2 separate regions of the Homo sapiens genome follow, and region 2 is linked to region 1. Evidence: chromatin loops called from intact Hi-C (ENCODE). Cell type or tissue: B cell. All regions are shown on one strand. Links, peaks and the distances in the headings refer to the core of each region. The heading gives the core; the rest is flanking DNA.

Region 1 (10,274 bases), core at 1,020-9,019:
AAAATAAAGTCATTTGTTAAATATCAGCTATTTAAAATTAAATGACCTTGTACTATTGTTTAACTTTTTTTTTTAATAAAGGAAAGGGATTAATGTTAGCCTATGAAGAGTTCAGATTGACTCAGAGGCTCCTTTATATTGATTATTCTACTAGTCAAATATCCTGATTTACCAGAAGACTGATGGAAGTTATTCTGTCATACTTAATGTAGCTGGAAGTAAGAATATGCCAAATGAGATTGCTTGTACATATGAAATCAATAATGAGCCTGGGATCAGTTTTTGAGGGTAAAATTAGCCTGGCCAGAGCTGCATTTTAGAAAACTTGAAGGTTGGCTATGGGATAGTCAATTGAACAAACAAAGTAGCATTTGTATCTAGATTGTTCAATTATGTAACTCAAAGTGTTTCCTTCCTCAGTATCTTGGATATTTTGGAGATGCAAAGAGTAAATACAAAAGAATATATGTGAAGTTCATTGAAAATGCAAACAAGAAGGAATATGTCAGAGTGTGTTCTAAAAAGCCAAGAAATAAACCTTCACAAACTATCAGGTATTTGTTTTCTTAGGTGATATATTTGTGCATATATATAGGTGTATTATTGATGATACCAATGTACAAAGGAGCATATCAATTAAATAGATTTTTTTTATTATACACAAGTCAAAAAATTTCAGTGCCTGATGAAATAAGTGATTCTTTTGAAGGCATGAGATGGGCACTGTAAAGCTCATGGCTATCTGTGGTGGGTGGGTGCCCTTTTCTTTTCCCTAAGTCCTTTTGGTGTCATCCCAGTATTGTGAAAAAAAATTGTAGAGGCAAAAAGTTTGAGTCCAGCTTTATGTGACTTAGAGAAGACAGCTTTCCTGAAGCTCCCTTTTTCATCTATAAAATGTAAATAATATAATGAAGTAAATTAAATTTAAAATAATTATTGATAAAAAAACTATAAGAACTACATTACTGTACAAGTGTACACAGTAGAATTATTATTGTGTATTAATGTGACTCTGGGTTGTCTGGAGCATGAATCTGGAAGATAACTGACTTGACCCTGTGGTCTGCATGAGAAGCAGGTATGACCGTAGATGTTCTTACTCCAGTGCCAAGTAGGTCCAGTTTCATTAACATTCCCACCTACTGGAAGCAGCTTACCTTATTTTTATGATGGAATTTTATCCACTCAAATCTTCAGACCTGGAAGAGAGCAAATCTTTTTTATTTGAGACAGGGTCTCACCCTGTCACTAAGGCTGCAGTGTAGTGGCATGATCACGGCACTGCAGCCTCGACCTCCCAGGCTCAGGTGATCCTCCTGCCTCAACTTCCCAAGTAGCTGGGACTACAGGTGTGCACCACTGTGCCCAGCTAATTTTTATAGGGATGGGATTTTACCATGTTGCTCAGGCTGGTCTTGAACTCTTGGGCTCAAGCAATTTGCCTGCCTCAGCCTCCCAAAATGCTGGGATTACAGGCATGAGCCACCATACCCAGCTGGCATACAGCAAATCTCGAGGGACTCTAGGACAGATGCATTTGGGTTTTTCTTTTTTTTCTTTTTTTTTCTTTTTTTTTTTTTTTTCTTTTTTTTGAGATAGAGTCTTGCTCTGTCGCCCAGGCTGGAGTGCAGCGGCGTGATCTTGGCTCACTGCAACCTCCACCTCCCGGGTTCAAGCGATTCTCCTGCCTCAGCCTCCCGAGTAGCTGGGACTACAGGCGCCCGCCACCACTCCCAGCTGGTTTTGTATTTTTAGTAGAGATGGGGTTTCACTATGTTGGCCAGGCTGGTCTTGAACTCCTGACCTCAAGTGATCCACCCACCTCAGCCTCCCAAAGTGCTAGGATTACAGGCATGAGCCACCGCGCCGCATTTGGGTTTCTACATCAAAACCTGACACCACCAGAGCCTGTGAGAGTTTCTTAGGGTCAGAGCTAGATATGGCAATTACGGTTATAACATTCATTACCTTCCTAAGCCCACTGATCATCTGTTGTACAGCCTCATAGTCTCTGGGAAATAAGTCCATAAATCAAGGAGGGCAATGAAGAAGTAGAAATAAGGACTGAACTAAAAGTCCCTTAATAACTGAATATTGAATGCTTCTGGTGAAAAGAATGTATTTTAAGAAAATTTTATGGGAATCACCATTGAGATGTATATAGGACTTGGACTGTATATTTTGAAGGTATTGGTGAGAGTAATTAGATAATCTTCTCCTGTGATTCTCTTTTATTTTTCTATTTTATTTTAGTTTAACAAGATTTCAGTGTGTTAATGAAGTTTGTTTATAACATTGCAGAACTGTTCAAGCTAAGCCAAGTAGTAGCAGTAAAACTTCTGATCCTCTAGCATCAAAAACTACAACTACAAAAGCCCCTTCCGTGAAACCCAAAGTTAAACAGCCAAAAGTAAAGGCTGAGCCACCACCAAAGAAACGGAAAAAATGGAAAGAAGAATTTTCATCATCCCAATCTGACTCATCTCCTGAGATCCATACTAGTAGTAGTGACGATGAGGGTGAGTTTTCCGTGAAATGGCTACCCTGATAACTTTAGATTATCTACATGAGTGGTGAGGAGCAGGATGCTGACAATTCAAAATGTATTTACTTTTCAGGGAATTTATCTACCTAATAAATTCTGTTTAGGTTTTTATGAAAGTAAGTTCACATTCCCTGAACATACCAACTGAAGCACAGTTGGCCCACACATGCAGCCTTGTAAATAGAAAAGGCAGAACTTACCTTAGTAATGCCAGTTATCTCAACTCTGGATAAGATGGAGGTTAGATCAGATGATTACTAAGAATCATCTAGTTCTAAACTTTTTTTTTTTTTGAGACAAGGTTTCATTCTGTCGCCCAGGCTGAAGTGCAATGGCATGATCCTAGCTCACTGCAGCCTCGAACACCTGGGCTCGTAACTCTCCTACCTCAGCCTCCAAAGTAGCTGGGACTATAGGTGTGCACCACCATGCCCAGCTAATGTTTCTTTTTAAGATATGGGCTCTTGCTTTGTCACCCAGGATGGTCTCAAACTCCTGGGCTTAAGCAGTCCTCCTGCCTTAGCCTCCCAAAGTGCTGGGATTACGGGCATGAGCCACTGCGCCCCACCTAGCATAAACATTTGAGTCTAAGTTTATGCTAGAAGAAAAGAATAACTAAGCCTAGGAAAGGGGCACTCAAATTATAATATAGTAATATATTTAATAACGTATGCCACTACATTATTTAATAAATGCTTACTACTATATATCTGCCACTAGCTAATCATGTACCTATAACGAAGGTAGGATATCCTCTCTTAGTTTTCTTGTTTTATAAAATGTAAAGGTTGAAATAATTTGTTATCAAACTTCTTGATCTTAGAACCATTTTACATTCTTAAAAATTATTGAGGATCCTAAAATGCATTTATGTAGGTATATCTATTGATATTTACTATATTAGAAATTAAAACTGAGATAGTTGTAATACATAAGAATATACCAGCACACAAAGCATGGTGTACAATATATGTAAGAAATTTCAGGTGGTTTAGTAGTGTAGTACAGAGGTTGCCAAATGTCTTGCAGACTGAATCTGACCCTCAGCCTGTTTTTATAGTTTTATTGGAACACAGCCGCATAGATTCATTTGCATATTTCCATACAGTTGCTTTCCCACTACAGTGGCAGATTTGAGTAGTTCTACAGAGACCATATGACAAAATCTAAAATATTTACCTATAGCCCTTTACAGAAAAAGGTTGCTGGCCCCTATTTTTCTAGAACATAAAGTAGAATTTAAGAAAAGAGGAAGGGATGATGAAAGACCTTGTATGCCATAATAAAGCTAAAAAGCTTGTGATCCTGTAAACAAATGAAAGTCCTTAGAGGGATTTATAAGGGGGAAACAATATGGTGAAATTTAAATTTGAATTACAAGACATAATTCAGGCATAAATTGAGTCTGAACCTAAGTAGTGGCAGCAGGGATGGAGATGAGGGGACAGTTTTGAGATATTCAGGATGTAATTTTGGCAGAACTTGAATGGTGAATTAGTTGTTGGGGCTATGGTTGAAGTTGATGTCCAGGATGGTTTCTGACATTACAAGTATCATTGCTTGAGAGATTATCTTAGAAATTATCTGATTAGAAATAGAACCATAATAAAAAAAATTCTTCAGTGCTGAAGTCTACTTTAAATTTACCGTTTTTATTTTTTATTTTTTGAGTCAAGGTCTACTCTGTTGTCTAGGCTGGACTGCAGTGGTGCACTCATGACTCACTGTAGCCTCGACCTCCCAGGCTCAAGTGATCCTCCCACCTCAGCCTCCTGAGTAGCTGGGACTACAGGTGGGCACCACCACACCCAGCTAATTTTTAAATTTTAATCTTTGTAGACACAGGGTCTCACTGTGTTGCCCAGGCCGATCTCAAACTCCTGGGCTCAAGCAATCCTCCCACTTCGGCCTCCCAAAGTGCTGGGATTATAGGCATAAGCCACTGTGCCCAGTCTAAATGTACTGTTTGTAAATGCTATTTGTGGGCAAGTGCAGTGGTGCACATCTACACACCCAGCTACTTGGGAGGCTCAGGAGAAAGGATTGCTTGATCCCAGGAGTTCAAGACCAACCTAGACAACATAGCGAGACCCCATAGCTTAAAAAAATAATAATAAAAAATAAAGCTATTTGTAAATGGTTGTTTAGAAATATATACATCAGGCTGGGCATGGTGGCTCATGCCTGCAATCCCAGCACTTTGGGAGGCTGAGGAGGGTGGATCGCCTGATGTCAGGAGTTTGAGACCAGACTGGCCAACACGGTGAAACCCTGTCTCTACTAAAAATACAAAAAAATTAGCCAGGTGTGGTGGCAGGCACCTGTAATCCCAGCTACTCAGGAGGCTGAGGCAGGAGAATCACTTGAACCCAAGAGGCAAAGGTTTCAGTAAGCCAAGATTGCGCTATTGCACTCCAGCCTTGGGCAACAAGAGCGAAACTCCATCTCAAAAAAAAGAAAAAAGAAATATATAATCAGAATAGGTAAGGAAATTCAGTGCCTTGAATATGCATAGAAGGCATTATACATAATTTTTGCAGTTAGCAGTCTTGCCTACTGCTTAGAATCAAAACGTTTGTTCTGAATTTGCTCTCAATTATAGTTTCTTCAAATGACAAGGTAACATTTTCTTCCCTTGGTAATTTGAGTGACCACTAGGTGTCACTAATAGTTAAGCAAACATTTTTAGGCCTTTTTGTTCCTTGCTTTACATTCTCAGGCTAAAGAATGTATTTAGTTCTCTTAAGAAGTCAAATATTGATAATAAACATATATTCATAGGCTGGTGATTTTCAGACTCTTTGTTTCAGGACTCCAATGGAATCTTCAAACACATTGAGGATTCCAGATACTTTGGTTTATGTGTGCTAAATCTATTGAAATTTACTAAATACCAATTCAAAGTTTTAAAATATTTATTTAAAATGAACCCATTACTTATTAATGTGAGGTGTTTTTTTTAAAACAACTATACTTTCCAAAACTAACAGTATTTAGTGAGATAAGTGCATATCTGCTTCTACATTCAGTTTGTTATTATATGTTATTTTGGCTAAAGTATCAAGAATATCCGTACTTAACTGAGAAAGCAATGGAAATACTCCTCCTGTATGTAGTTAGGAAAAGGAGGAGGATTTCAATTGCCTTCTCAGATACTCATAGATACTCCTGATACTGACAAGTAGTAGTTTCTTGAGTTTTCATGCTATTACATTAAAATCTATTGGTTTGTCTTAACTTTACATATCTCTCATCCATGCATGGTTTTATAACATTGTTCATTGGTCATGTGAAAATATTAGTTAGCTCAGTGATATAGATCTTCCAATAATTAATTTTTTTCACACTTTAAAACACTGTGGTTAAATATAAATTTGCCTTTTTAACCATTTTTAAGTGTACAATTTATTAGCATTATTTACATTCACACTGTTGTATAACCCTCACCTATATTTCCAAAACTTTTATCATCCCAAACAGAAACTGTAACCATTAAGCAACAACTACTTATTCTCTTTTTTCTCTAGCTACTGGTAACCTCTAATCTGTTTTTCCTCCAGCTACTGGTAACCTCTAACCTATTTTTTGTATTTGTGATTTTGCCCATTCTAAATATCTCATATAGGTGGAATTATACAATATTTTTCCTTCTGTGTCTGGCTTCTTTCACTTAGCAAAATGTTTTCTAGGTTCATCCATGTAAAAGCATATATCATAACTTCATTCCTTTTTATGGCTAAGTAATATTCCATTGTATGTTTACACCACATTTTATTGATGGTATTTGGGTTATTTCCTCCTTTTGGCTAACTGAATAATTGGTGTAATGAACATTGGCATACAAGTATCTAAGTTCCTATTTTCAATTTTGGAGGCATAGACCTGAAGCAGAATTGTTACTATTGTCACATAATAATCCTATGTTTAGCCTTTAGAGGAACCATCAAACTGTTTTCCACATGGTTACACCATTTTATATTCCCACCAGGAAAGCATGACGGTTCCAATTTTTCCACATCCTTTGCTAACACTTGTTATTTTCTGTTTGTGTGTGCGTCTTTTTAAAGTCATCCTAGCAAGTGTGAAGTGGTATCTCATTGTGGTTTCAGTTTGAATTTTTCTAGTGACTAATGATGTTGAGCATTTTTTCCATGTCCTGAGCATTTTTTCTATGTCCTTATTGGCCATTTGTATATCTTCTTTGGAGAAATGTCTATTCAGATCCTTTGCCCATTTTAAACTGGGTTATTTGTCTTTTTGTTGTTAAGTTGTAGGAGTTTTTTAATATATTCTGGATATTAAACCCTTAATCAGATACATAATTTGAAAATGTTTCCTCCCATTTTGTAGGTTGTCTTTTTCACTTTCTTGATAATATCCTTTGATGCACAAAAGTTTTAAATTTGGATGAAGCCCAATTTACTTATTTTTTCTTTTGTTACTCAGCTTTTGTTCACATAGAATCCATTGCCAAATCCAAGGACATATTTACTCCTACATTTTCTTCTAAGAGTTTTATGGTTCTAGCTCTTAAGGTCAGATATTTCATTTTACACTATCAAAAAATAGCACTCATCAATTCTATGAATGATCTCATTAATGAAGTCTTTACAAATTGGGAAGCTCAGACTCACAGTGGGGATAGAAGATGTCCAGAACTCTAATTTTCACTTGAAATCTCAAATTTTATCATTGGCAACAAATACCATCAGTTGTTTTCCTTGAATGAGCAGATTCTCTTAATTTATTTTTAAGAATAAATTAAGGTCTGCCAAATACCCAAGTCTGGATAGGCATAGTGTATCTGTCAGTCATTCTTTCAAATAAAAATCTTGTTTTCTTGGGGGAAAGAATGGCTAGTTTATCTTGTAACTCACACAACTGTATGGGTGCTCCTCCTGGTCATACCCATTATATTTATGCAGAAGTGCTTTATGTGTACCTGCTATTTCATCACACAGAATATTAAAAAGACATCTATTCAAGAATAGAAATTTCATAAAATTAATAATTACTTCTTCGTCAAGGACTATTAATTTTTATTTTGTTTTATCTTTTTTTGAGACAAGGTCTCACTCTGTCACCCAGGCTGGAGTGCAGTGGTACAAACAAGGCTCACTGCAACCTCAATATCCCAGGCTCATGTGATCCTCTCACCTCAGCCTCCTGGGTATCTGGGACTACAGGCGCTAATTTTTTTGTATTTTTTAGTAGAGACAAGGTTTTTCCATGTTGCCCAGGCTCTGTTTGTTTGTTTGTTTGAGACGGAGTCTCGCACTATCGTCCAGGCTGGAGTGCAGTGGCGCGATCTCGGCTCACTGCACCGCCTCCCAGGTTCAAGCGATTCTCCTGCCTCAGCCTCCCGAGTAGCTGGGATTACAGGCGCCCGCCATCATGCCTGGCTACTTTTTTGTATTTTTAGTAGAGATGGGGTTTCACTATGTTGGCCAGGTTGGTCTTGAATGCTTGACTTCGTGATCCACCCGCCTCGGCCTCCCAAAATGCTGGGATTACGTGCATGAGCCACCGCATCCAGCCTTGCCCAGGCTCTTTTTAAATTTTGTATATTTAGAGAGAGGTCTCACTCTGTCACCCAGGCTGGAGTGCATGGTGTAATCATAATTCACTGTAACCTCAAACTTCTGGCACAAGCAATCTTCTCACCTCGGTCCCCCAAGTAGCTAGGACTGACTACAGGTATGCACCACCATGCCCAGCTAATTTTAAAGTTTTTTGTAGAGACTGGGTCTTACTATGTTGCCCAAGCTAGTTTTAAACTCCTGGCCTCAAGCCATTGTCCTGCTTCAGCCTTCCAGAGTGCTGGGATTATAGGCATGAGTCACCTCACCTGGCCCTAAGACTGTTCTGGTTGTTAATTAAGAGATGGGGTCTTATTCTATCACCAGCAGGAGTAGAGTGGCACCTTTTTAGCTCACTGCAGCCTTGAACTCCTGGGCTCAAACAGTCCTCCTACTTCAGGCCCCCAAGCAGCTAGTACTACAGGCGCATGCCACCACACCTAGCTAACTTAAAATTTTTTTTTGTAGAGACAGGATCTCACTATATTGCCTGGGCTGGTCTTGAACTCCTGACCTCAAGCAATCTTCCCACTTTGGCCTCCCAAAGTGCTGGTATTATAGGTGTGAGCCACCATGCCCAGCCCCTAGGACTATTCCTAAGTGAAACTTTTTCCCCCTCCAAATACATGGTAGTGAGTGACATGACAAAGTCATGCAAAGTATATTACTGTTAGTACAGTTTGTTGTCATTGCCTTGATTCGTGGGGTAAGGCACCATCAATTTTACCCAGTAGTAGTTTTGCAAATGGCAATGCAGTGAAGAAAGTACATAGTATCTTAATATTATCATGAAAACAGTTTTGATATCAGAGACCACCAAAAGGGTCTTGGGGTCCCCCCTGGGGTACAGTTACTTTAACAGCTGCTATTTAAAATACATACACCTACTATAGGCCAGGCACGGTGGCTTACAGCTAATCTCAGCACTTTCAGAGGCTGAGACAGGAGGATCACTTGAGGCTGAGAGTTCAAGACCAGCCTGGGCAACATAGTGAAACCCTATCTCTAAGAAAAAAAAAAAACACCATATATATATATATATATATATACACACACACACACACACACACACACACACACACACACACACATACACACACATAAACGCACACTATATACCCACAACATTAAAAATATTTTAAAAACTGCTATTTAAGGGTGTGACTTGATTATATATTTGAATACAAAAAGTCAAAATTGAAACAAACTTTTTTTTTTTAGATGGAGTCTTGCTATATTGACCAGGCTGGTCTTGAACTCCCAGGCTCAAACAATCCTCCCACCTCAGCCTCCCAAGTAGCTGGGACTACAGGTGTGCACCACTGCACCCAACAAGTTAATGTCATAGTTCTTTCCATTGGATTTGAATGAAATTTTCTCTGTGCACAGGCTGTGTTTACATTAAAATGATTTTTTTCTTTTTTTCTTTTTCTTTATGAGACAGGGTCTTTACTCTGTTTCCCATGCTTGAGTGCAGTGGCGCAGTCACAGTTCTCTGCAGTCTCAACCTCCGGGACTCAAGCAATCCTCCCGCCTCAGCCTCTTGAGTAGCTGGGAATAGTGGTACATGCCACCACACACGTGGCTAATTTATATTTTTTTTAATTGAAACGATGTCCCACTATGTTGCCCAAGCTGGTCTCAAACTCCTGGGCTCAAGCAGTCCTCCCACCTTGGCCTCCCAAAGTGTTGGGATTACAGGCACGTGCCACTGCACCTGCCATACTTTAAACATTTTTAATACATCCTAGGCAAGAATTTTATAGTAATTTATGTCTAGGAATAAAAAGGAAATCTATGTATTACTCATACATTGGATGTCATACAATTTCTTTACTACTAAACAGAGAAACCATCAAGACTACAGTAGCACCACCTAGCAGCAGATGTCTGTGGTGGGATCCAGCAGAAGACAAATAGTTTCTTACCCAGTCTACTTTTTCTGGTGTTGGGCTTCAGAATCACCTAGGAAGGGCCAAGCGTGGTGGCTCACGCCTGTAATCCCAACACTTTGGTAGGCTGAGGCAGGCAGATCACCTGAGGTCAGGAGTTCAAGACCAGCCTGGCCAACATGGTGAAACCCCCTCTCTACTAAAAAAATTAGCCAGGCATGGTGGTGTGTACCTATAATCCCAGCTACTCGGGAGGTT
Region 2 (10,274 bases), core at 1,476-9,475, 370 kb after region 1:
TTAGAGTAAAAGGATTGATAAATTCAACTAAAAGCACATGGCAAAAAATTAAAAAGGAAAAGAAATGGCATTTCAGATGTAGATTGGCTTTATCACATGCCCTAAACTGTTGTGTTTATGGTTTTCACACTTACCTTCTAACTGTGAGTTATTATTTATAGAGTGGGAGAAACAGGTTTAGTTGTATTCTCCATTCAACTGGCATGTTTAATTTGCGCCTTGACTGTTCTACAAAAGTACAAATGATGTCTATTCTCTGCAATATCCTTAGCACTGCCACATACACATGCCCAGAGGATAAGAGTTAAAGTAGAGGAAAAAAGTGGAAGAACTTTCTGTAGGAGTAGGACAGAAGATTTCTGTGAGTGGTCCATTAGTCAGAATTCTTGCTATGGTCTTTTCCATACATAAGTATATTTAGCCCATGGGAGGAATTTGAGAGCCAATTAAGATGAAACCAGTAAACTAAGCTTTATTCACTACTGACAGACGGATGTATTCTTTCAATGCATGGTTTATTTTTTAAAGTGTATTGTGTTGTAAACTGGCTGGTAGAACTGTCATGTCTCTGGCAGTTTCATCTAGATTTTAAGTGCTTTCAGGCATTGCTTCCCAACTTTCCTCATGCTATGGTATGATATACATAGAAAATGCATGGCATGCTACGGTTAACTGGGGAGGATTTGGTCTTGTTTGTAGGGGACTTAGTGAAGAAATTTACTGCATTTTCTCTATGATAGATAACGTATTGTGAAATGAAATGCGGAAGCTTTTGGGAAGCTAGTTGTGGCAGCTGTGAAAGTGTGCCACTCAGAATCCCCTTCAAGAGAGTCCCCTGTGTAGAGCAGCTGGCTGAGAGCCTCCAGCTGCTGCACCTTCAGATGTGCTGCAGTGCTCAGGCTGAGGCCATACTTCCTTTGGGCCCCTTCCCACCAATGACCAGGCACAGTGTGGGGCACTAGAGTTGGGCTATTCTTGCTTGATGGGAGGCTCCTCATACAGATAATGTTTGCTTAGGGACTTGGTATTGGCCTATCCGAGACTTTCTCATAACTGCACTGCTGTGGGAGGTTCTTTGTACCTAACTACTCCTTTGCCTCTCTTCTTCCACCCTCAGACCCTGCTCAAGTTTCTCCTCACCTCCTTCTGCTTCCTCTGCCTGTATGCTGCCCAGGCATCTTCCCCAGCAAATTTCTGGTGTATCTAATTTGCTTCTCAGAGGATCTGAACTAATGCAATAATAGATAGTGAACTTGTATAAAACTCCCAGTTAAAACTCTTTTGTATTTTAAAATGGGAAACTTGAATTTGCTTCTGTGAGTGTAACTTTTGTATCTCAGGTTTTATGTTTGAGTGGCTATGTGCAATTCCTGATCAAGATTTTGTAAAGATGACTCTGTATTCTTGTTGTCACCATCAGTTAGAAACTTGACTTATTCATTAAATGGTAGCACATGGCAGAAGGAATTTGTTGCTCTTTGTCTGACAGAAACTCTTTTCTTACTGTTAACAGAATTAAAATGATTTCAGTCTCTTTAAGTGGTATATCTTAGGTGCTGTTATTGTTACTTTCCTTTATTGCCAAATGCGATACTGAAAAGTTCTACACCGAAAAATTTCAAATCCTATGAAGAATTTTCCATATTAAATATTTCAAAATAATCATAAAACTTTTATACACACAGTAATAGGCCTATCATTAGTCTTACTGATTTTTGTTTTGCATTCAGATTAGTATATGGTTAACATTGGTAGTGAATCTCATTTCCACGCCGTACTTTCAAAACTGCATTTTTGCTTTGAATCTTTTTTAGTATAGGTTAATATATGCTCTTTATAAACTCTTGTGCCCCGTTCTCTTTCTTTCTGCCTAGACTTCTGTATTTGAAGGCCTAGTCCAAAACCAGACCGTACTCTGATACTTTTCTTTGTGTGACTCAACCTGTGTTGAAATGATTTATTTGAGAAATGTTTACTGAATGCATATTCTTTACAAGGTTCTAGGTACACAAATAATGAACAAAAAGGGATAAGGTCTCCATCTTTGATAGCTTTTTTTGGTACAATATTGTGAATATATAGGATTAATAACAGTGCAGCTTCCTTTTTTTATCTTTCTACAACACGTTTTAGCATTTGATTATACCTAAATATAATTAATGTGTATACATCCATACACACACTTGAATATTTTGTCAAAAGAATGAAAACTTCTTATAACCATGTTTTGAAGATCTTTTATACCTCATAGAATCTCCCCGTGGCTCTTGTTTTCAACAAATGCCTGTGGATTGGTTAAGGTTCTACTGAATCTTAAGTATTATTTACAGCAGAGATGGGGCCAGGAGTAGAATATTCACTGGACAGATCCCAAGTCTGTAGTAGAAAACAGCTTGTTCATTATCCTCTGAATTTCCTTTGCCAGAAGAGTTGTAGGGAAGAAATGGGGTGGTCCTCCCATTGGTCTAACTTCTTGAGTGTAAGGCTTTGGTTCTCAACTTTGGCTATATGTTGAAGCCACTCTTGATTCCTAAGTCTAATCCCCAGGGTTTCTGATTTAATTGGTGTAGGGTGTGGCCAGGACCAAATAATTGTAATGTGTAGCCAAGATTGAGAACCACTGCCTTAGGAGATGACAACCCCCAGTCTCAGTTAAGAAATTAGCAGGCTTATTTTGCTTAACTCTAGGTAATATACGTACTGAGAAGGTCTGGGAACCATCCCAATAGTAATGAGGATCCATAGCTCCCTGATCTTTGTTTCAAAGGTCTATTCTATACGAAAAGATACCAGAGATCCTCAGAGAAATAGCTGTTTTTAGGACTGGAGCAGGGAAAGAACAAGATGTGCCTGGAATATCTTGCTGTGTCAGAAAGCAAAGAAATAATCAGAGATTATTGTCAGAAGAACATAAAAGTCTGAGGGAGTTATGACTGGTCAAATCTGGGATTTTTTTTTTTTTCCCCCGAGACAGAGCCTGGCTCTGTCCCTCAGGCTGGAGTGCAGTGGCACAATCTCAGCTCACTGCAGCTTGGACCTCCTGGGCTCAAGTGACCCTTCCACCTCAGTCTCCCAAATAGCTGGGACTACAGGTGCGGACCATCACCCTGGCTAATTAAAAAAAATTTTTTCTTTTTTTGGAGAGATGAGGTCTCATTATGTTGCCCAGGCTGATCTGGAACTCTTGGGCTCAAGCAATCCTACCATGTTGGCCTCCCAAAGTGCTGGGATTACAGGTGTGAGCTACCACGCCAAATCTGGGAAAATCTGAGAATCAAAATAAGTAATTATAGTCATGGATTATAACTCATTGAACAAAGTAGGAATCCTTTAATCTGTACTCATACAGGTAAATAAATGAAAAAAATGAAAGTTTGATAAGAAATGGATTATTTATATAGTTTCAATTTGAGATCCCACAAAATACTTAATTAGAAAGAGAAAAGTAGGAACTTAGTAGTAGAGAAATATAGCAGACATCATGTGATCAAAGTAAAAATTATTAGTAATGGAACATATCAGAATTGCATGCCTAATAAGATACAATGAGAAAACATGATCACTTCTGTGATGTTCCTCTGAATCTAATTATGAGGAAACATCAGACAAACCCACACTGAGGGACGTTTCTTCAAATATCTGTCCTGTAATATGTTATACAAAGGTCATGGAAATCTAGACAAAACTTAGGAATTATTCCATATTGAAAAAGACTGAAAGAGATAGGACAACTAGATGCAATGCATGATCCTGAGTTGGATCCTTTTGCCAAAAAGGACGGTATTAGTATAATTGGCCAAACTTAAATGGAGTCTGAAGCTTAGAAGGTGGAGATGTATCAGAGTTCATTTCTTGATTTTGATGATTGTATTGTGGTTATGTAGGAGAATATTCTTCTTTGTAGGAACTATAAAGTATACAGATATTTGGCAAGTTATTCTCGGGTGATTTAAGGAAAAAATATGTACTGTTCTTGCAACTTCTCTGTAAGATTGAGATTGTTTTAAAATTAAACACATGCACACTAATCTAGGATAACTGTGATCCATATGACTTCTTTGGAATTACACAGCTGTACATGGAGTCTGTCTTAGAACATGAATCTTCTCAAGGGAAATCCATATGAAGGTGCAACATAATTTATCTAGGAATAATATGTTTCTTGGAGTACATTTCCCAAATGACCAAACACTTTTAAGTGCTGAAATGCTTTTTAACTATGTTGTTATATGCTGTATACTTGTCTGCCTTTTAAGACAGAATACACTGAATTTAGTTTAATCTCTTGGATGACTAATGGCTCCAATTAGGTAAATATTTATTACTGTATTCTGAAGTAATATCTAGGTCTAGATTCACTTTTAGCCTTTGAGGATTTTGCTTTGTTTTTGTTTTCTCTCTCAATGTCTGGTTTTCAGTTCTGCTGATGTCATAGTATGTATTTAATAGTTTGCCAGTTCTCTTCCTATTGTGTTATTTCTGATCTGCTGTAGTCTTAAAAACAAGATGTATGTTTTTCCTTTTTCAAAAAATGTTATGTTAGTAAAACTATAAGGGAAAAGGATTACAGTGGAAGAGACTTTATTATAGAAATGTTGTACTCATAGTACCCCTTTCAGATTAATTCAGGATTATGTCTAGGTTTCAAAGAGTTCTGAAATAGTGAAGAGTTCCTATACATAGAATGTGATACCTCTGTCATTTTACCAACTTCCTAGAATGCCAGTTGAAATTAGGTAATTTTAGAGAAAAACCACCCTGATTTTTGTTTTAATTTTAAATTTCAGAGCTCCAGAGATTATATTGGGGTTGCCATTTTGTGAAGCCATAGACATGTGGTCATTGGGATGTGTGATTGCAGAATTATTTCTTGGATGGCCGCTCTACCCAGGAGCCTTGGAGTATGATCAGGTAACAAATAATGATAATCTAATAGAATTGGTAAAAAGTAAAGAATAATAACAGACTTACAGGAACACATGGCTGCAGGTGTACAATACACTGGAAAGTCTTTTTAACATAAAGTGGCAGAATCTGGGATCTTGTAGAATTGATTTTGAAAACTGTTTTATAATGCTGAAGTAAGTTTTCATAAAGTTACAGCCTATAGAATCTCAAAACCAGTTTTGTAAAATTATTGGGAAAATTTTATACTGTAAACATATAAAAGGTTGGATTGTGTGTCCATTTAATTAATTGTGCTTTGCTTGGGTGACAAACTTTGATGTGTGAAACGTCAGCCCCTCCCAAGGCATAAAAGCTCCTAAAAGGCGTTATAACTTTTGGTCTTAAACCAACTGCCATTATTGGTGTTTTAAATACCTCAGTAACTTGAACTCTTCTCAGTCTTTTTAGCTGTTTTGAGTGGTGCTGAAATTCTCTTTTAGCACTGTTTAATGATTCTCGGTAGAATTCAGCAAATTACCTTATTAAGCACACTTTTCATGGTAGTTTTCAGGTATATTCATTAGCCTTTCTGTACTATTAAACAGTGTTGTGTGCTAGTAGTCTTAAATATTAATACCAAGATTATTTTTTGGAGAAACTGCCATCTTATTTATTATTCTTTGAGTATCTTTGAGATAATGTACTCAACTCATTCTAATAGAAAATGCTAGTCAAAATCAACAAAGTAGTTACATTAATTTTGTCATTCTGATTAGTGAATATTTTTATTTAGATGATATTTAACTTTCAAGCAAGAAAAAATAGAAAATAGAAGAATTTAAAGCACCTATTACATAATCATGATTATAGCCTTGTATTTTAGGGCTATTTTCTCTATCAAGAGGAAAAAGAGAGGTAATTAATTTAGGTGACTTAAATGTTCCTGAGATGACTCTGTCATTTAATACTGATTATTAGATTAGATGTTATCATTGACTTTAATCTCTTGTCATCATCCATGAACCTTCCCTTTTAGGTTAGGTTTTCCATATTCTCTACCTTCCCTCCTCCATGTTCAGAATTCCACTGGGTTTCTGTAAAATTTTCCATACATCCTGTCTTCTTTCAGCTTTCTACCCAATTACTAGCTTTGATACAGATGCAAGACTACCGTCAGTTCTGAACGAGTTAGTAATTGAATCAGAGTCCCATAATCCTTTAGCTGTTGGAATACTGAGGCACCAGTAAAATGCTAGAAATACACCCTTGGCTTTGTAGATTAGCCTATGGCATGCATACCGCCCTGGAGCAGGACACCCTCTAGTGGCAATTTCAAGTTGATTTGTTATTATACTCGATTAGGACTTCACAGTTCATCTTGGACAACTGATATTAGTATTGAAAAGGACCCCAGAGATTACCCAGTAACTGCCCCCTTTTCATTTTATAAAGGAGAAAACTGAGGCCCAGAAAAATGAATTCACTTGTCAAAAGTCACAATAGTAATTTTAAAGACAAAGCCTTGACCAAAACTCAGTTTTTCTAAATTTTATAATGAATGTTTGTTTTTTTTAAACTAAACTTGGAACAGGTATTATCTGATCCAGATTGACAATGTTTTCAGGATGTATATTACCAAAGGGATTAAAAAAAGTCATTGGCCCTTGGCATATAGCATCAATAGTCTCACAGTTCAGTGGGGTTTTTTTGTCTTTGTTTGTTTTTCTTTTTTCTTTTGAGATGAAGTCTTGCTCTGTCGCCCAGGCTGGAGTGCAGTGGCGTGATCTCAGCTCACTGCAACATCCGCCTCCCGGATTCAAGCGATTCTTCTGCCTCAGCCTCCTGAGTAGCTGGGATTACAGGCACACACCACCATGCCCGGCCAATTTTTGTATTTTTAGTAGAGATGGGGTTTCACCATGTTGGCCAGGCTGGTCTCGAACTCTTGACCTTGTGATTTGCCTGCCTCAGCCTCCCAAAGTGTTGGGATTACAGGCGTGAGCCACTGTGCCCCGCCCACAGTTCAATGTTTTAAAATATTTTACAAAATACATGAATGCAAAGCAAATAAATTGTAGTGATTTTGTGGGCGTCTTTGTTTTGGCCCTAATCTGGGACTTTAAGCTCATTTTCAAGCATGGTATTTGTTATAAAGGCTTTGATAAATTTTGATAATTTTTTTTTTTTTCCCTATCAGTCTTAACTTGGTTTAGGACTTTCAAGTGCTTTTTTTTTTGCACTTGTTAAAATGTTCACATATGTTTTTCTTTTTTCTTTTTCTTTTTCTTTTTTGAGACAGGGTCTCACTCTGTCGCCCAGGCCTGAGTGCAGTGGTTCCATCTCGGCTCACTGCAACCTCCGCCTCATAGGTTCAAGCAATTTTTCCACCTCAGCCTCCTTAGTAGCTGGGACTACAGGTGTGTGCCACCATGCCTGGCTAATTTTTTATTTTTAGTAGAGATGGGGTTTCATCATATTGACGAGGCAGGTCTTAAACTCCTGATCTCAAATGATCCACCCACCTTGGCCTCCCAAAGTGTTGGGAATACAGGCAAGAGCCACTGCGCCTGGCCACATATGTTTCTCAGAACAGCTTTAGTCTGTTTATTAATGTGTTTGACTTTCATAGATTTTCCCCATCTCGCTAGATTGTGATCACCTAATGTTAGGATGTGAAAGGGCCACCAGTAGGGTATGTCTCTCTCTATTATCTGTTCCTTATTCCAGTAATCAGCTGCCTAGATATACTTGGACACCCCAACTGGGGAGTTGGTATTTTTTTTAGACAGGGTCTCAGTCTGTCATCTAGGCTGGAATGCAGTGGCATGATCATAGCTCACTGCAGTCTTGAACTACTGGGCTCGAGGAATCCTCCTACCTCAGGCTGTGCCCAGTAGCTGGGGATACAGGTGTGCACCAGCATGCCTGACTCATTTTTAATTTTTTGTAGAGATGGGGTCTCTTTCTCTATGTTGCCCAAGCTGGTCTCAAAGTCCTGGGCTTAAGCCATCCTCCCGCCTGGACCTCCAGACATGCTGGGATTACAGGTGTGAGCCACTGCACCTGGCCTGGCAGTTTTTTTCTAATTATTATTTTTTGCCTTACAGTGGCAGTGCAGTGGGCAATAGTAATATTAACTAATTAATGCTTACTGAGCTCTTTTATGTACTAGGAACTGCTGTTAACACTTTATATTAACTCATTTAATGCTCGTAACAACCCTATGAAGTACACACTACTGTTGCCTCCATTTTATAGATGTAAACTAAAGAGTTCTTAACAGTATATCATATTCTTCTTTAGAGACAGAGTCTTTCTCTGTTGCCCTGGATGGAGTGCAGTGGCAGGATCATGGTTTACTGCAAAGTTGAACTCGTGGGCTCAAGTGGTCCTCCTGCCTAGGCCTCCCAAAGTGTTGCAATAACAGGCACGAGCCACCGCGCCTGGCCAAATTATTATATTTTTAAAAGCCAAATTTGAGTCAGCAGGAAAAATATTCAAAGTATTTTAATTCTTCATTATAGGGTTTGTGTTCTAGCCCTTTAATCATATTTATCATGTCTTAAAACCTTTCCAATGCCATTTTCTCTTTGGATTTTAGATTCTGTAAGTAGACACTGACCGTGTTGAAAATTTATAATTTCATATTTTCTTGTATGTGCATTTTATTTCCGTTTATATAGACATCTATATTTAGTGTGTGTGGTTAGGGAAGATCCTACCCACCAATTGTTACAGTGCGTGAATCCCTTCCTGTCTTGATTGTAGATAAACTGTCTTATTAGTGTTCTATTTACAGGACTTATATTTACTAGGGACATATCAAAAGTATTCTAGGGAATTAAGGACTATTTTATGGATGGATGGATGGTTGAATGGATGAATGGATGGATAGACGGATGGACAATAGTTGGTAAATGTTCATTATTTCTCCAAAATGTTTGTTGGAGTTTAGATAGAATGTTATCCAGAACAACTAAGAGTCTGACTTTATATTCAAATTATATTTGGTAATTTCAAGTCTTATGTAAGAAAAATAAAGTTCACTATTTCAACTGCAGAGAAAATAAATCTTTCAAGATTTCTATTTTTGTCAGGCTATTTAGCAAAGAGACCCACACAAGCTGGCCCAAATAAGGGGACATTTATTTATATGTGTGGATGTATTAGGCCATTTGCATTGCTATAAAGGAATACCTGAGTAATTTATAAAGAAAAGAGATTTAATTGGCTCACAGTTCTGCAGGCTGTACAAGCAGGGCTCCAGCATGTGCTTCTGGTGAGGGTCTTAGGTAGCTTACAATCATGGCAGAAGGGAAGGGGAGCAGGCGTTTCACATGGTGAGAATAGGAGCAAGAGATGGGGGAGATGGGTACTACACACCTTGAAACAACCAGATCTTGAGAGAACTCACTGTTGGGGGGACAGCACCAAGCCATTCATGAGGTATCGGCCCCTATTACCCAAACACCTCCCACCAGGCCCTACCTCCAACACTGGGGATTATATTTCAACATGAGATTTGGAGGGGACAAACATTCAAACTATATCAGTGGACTATCACAAGGATCTAAGAATGGAACTATAATATGACTGGGATTTGTGAAGTATGGAATTGAAGGTGCTTTTCAAAGTAAGGCGACACGAGAGGAATTAACAGATGTTGGTAGAACTTCACTGGTACTGGACCATCAGTGTGACTTGGCTGTTCTTCAAGTGCCTTTGTCTATTCTGATCTGAGTTTCTGCTCACCTTACCTTTGATTAGGTTTCATGACCATAAAACTCCGGCTCTACCTAATAACCCTTTAGCTCATCCCCCAAGAGTCATTGGTATTTCTTAGTTCACATTTCTGACATAGTTAATCTGATTGACTTAGTTTTTTTCTAGTTGAGTTCATGAGGCCAGTTTAGAATTATGTGTCAGATTCCCATTCTTCATCCACTGGAGATGGAGGAAGGCAAATATATTTATATATTAGGGGTTCTAGATGGAACATTTTTCTCTTCAAAAGACTGGGCAGACAGTATGACAAGTAATAAACTCAGATTTTCACTGGCCACTTTTGTTTGTTTGTTTGTTTTTTGTTTTACAGAGCCATCTCAACTCCTGAGGTACATTAATTGCTCTATTCTCTTTGCTTTTTTAGCACTTTGTTTTCTTCTTCACAATGGCTTACTAGCTTAATTGCAGATTATATGCTTAAATATTTTTCTGTTCTACTGAATTGTGCTTTTGAAGATTGGCACCATATTTATCTACATGTCTTTAGCATCTAGCAAATAATAGATGCTCTGTTTGTTGAAATTGAATTGTTGATGGCTTTTCTGTCTGATGCAGCATCTAGGCACCAAACTCTTAGTACTTTTTCCTTCCATTTTTCTGTT

The links. A loop is a pair of places that touch in the nucleus more often than their neighbours do. Peaks named below come from ENCODE experiments on the same cell type or tissue, not always from the same donor. Only the 100,000 strongest peaks of a DNase experiment are listed, where the experiment ranks them.
Region 2: a loop joins it to region 1, with 12 times the contacts of the local background. A loop is called at or near these places in 23 of 110 quality-filtered maps.

The regions. Positions count from the first base shown.
Region 1 is chr11:32,955,568-32,965,841 of GRCh38, forward strand. It overlaps QSER1 (glutamine and serine rich 1), which reads left to right. Exons shown (of 13, transcript NM_001076786.3): 7 at 421-554; 8 at 2,302-2,519. LOC105376615 (a long non-coding RNA gene) reads right to left here. Exons shown (of 4, transcript XR_931167.2): 3 at 1,158-1,199; 4 at 771-887. Among named protein-coding and RNA genes, the nearest start is that of DEPDC7, 55 kb to the right of the region's middle. In B cell, for the core only: CTCF peaks have their summits at 5,186 (motif pointing right) and 5,390; a DNase peak (open chromatin) is centred at 5,204.
Region 2 is chr11:33,323,723-33,333,996 of GRCh38, forward strand. HIPK3 (homeodomain interacting protein kinase 3) reads left to right here. Exons shown (of 17, transcript NM_005734.5): 3 at 4,788-4,911. Among named protein-coding and RNA genes, the nearest start is that of KIAA1549L, 47 kb to the right of the region's middle. In B cell, for the core only: CTCF peaks have their summits at 6,192 (motif pointing left) and 6,392; a DNase peak (open chromatin) is centred at 6,209.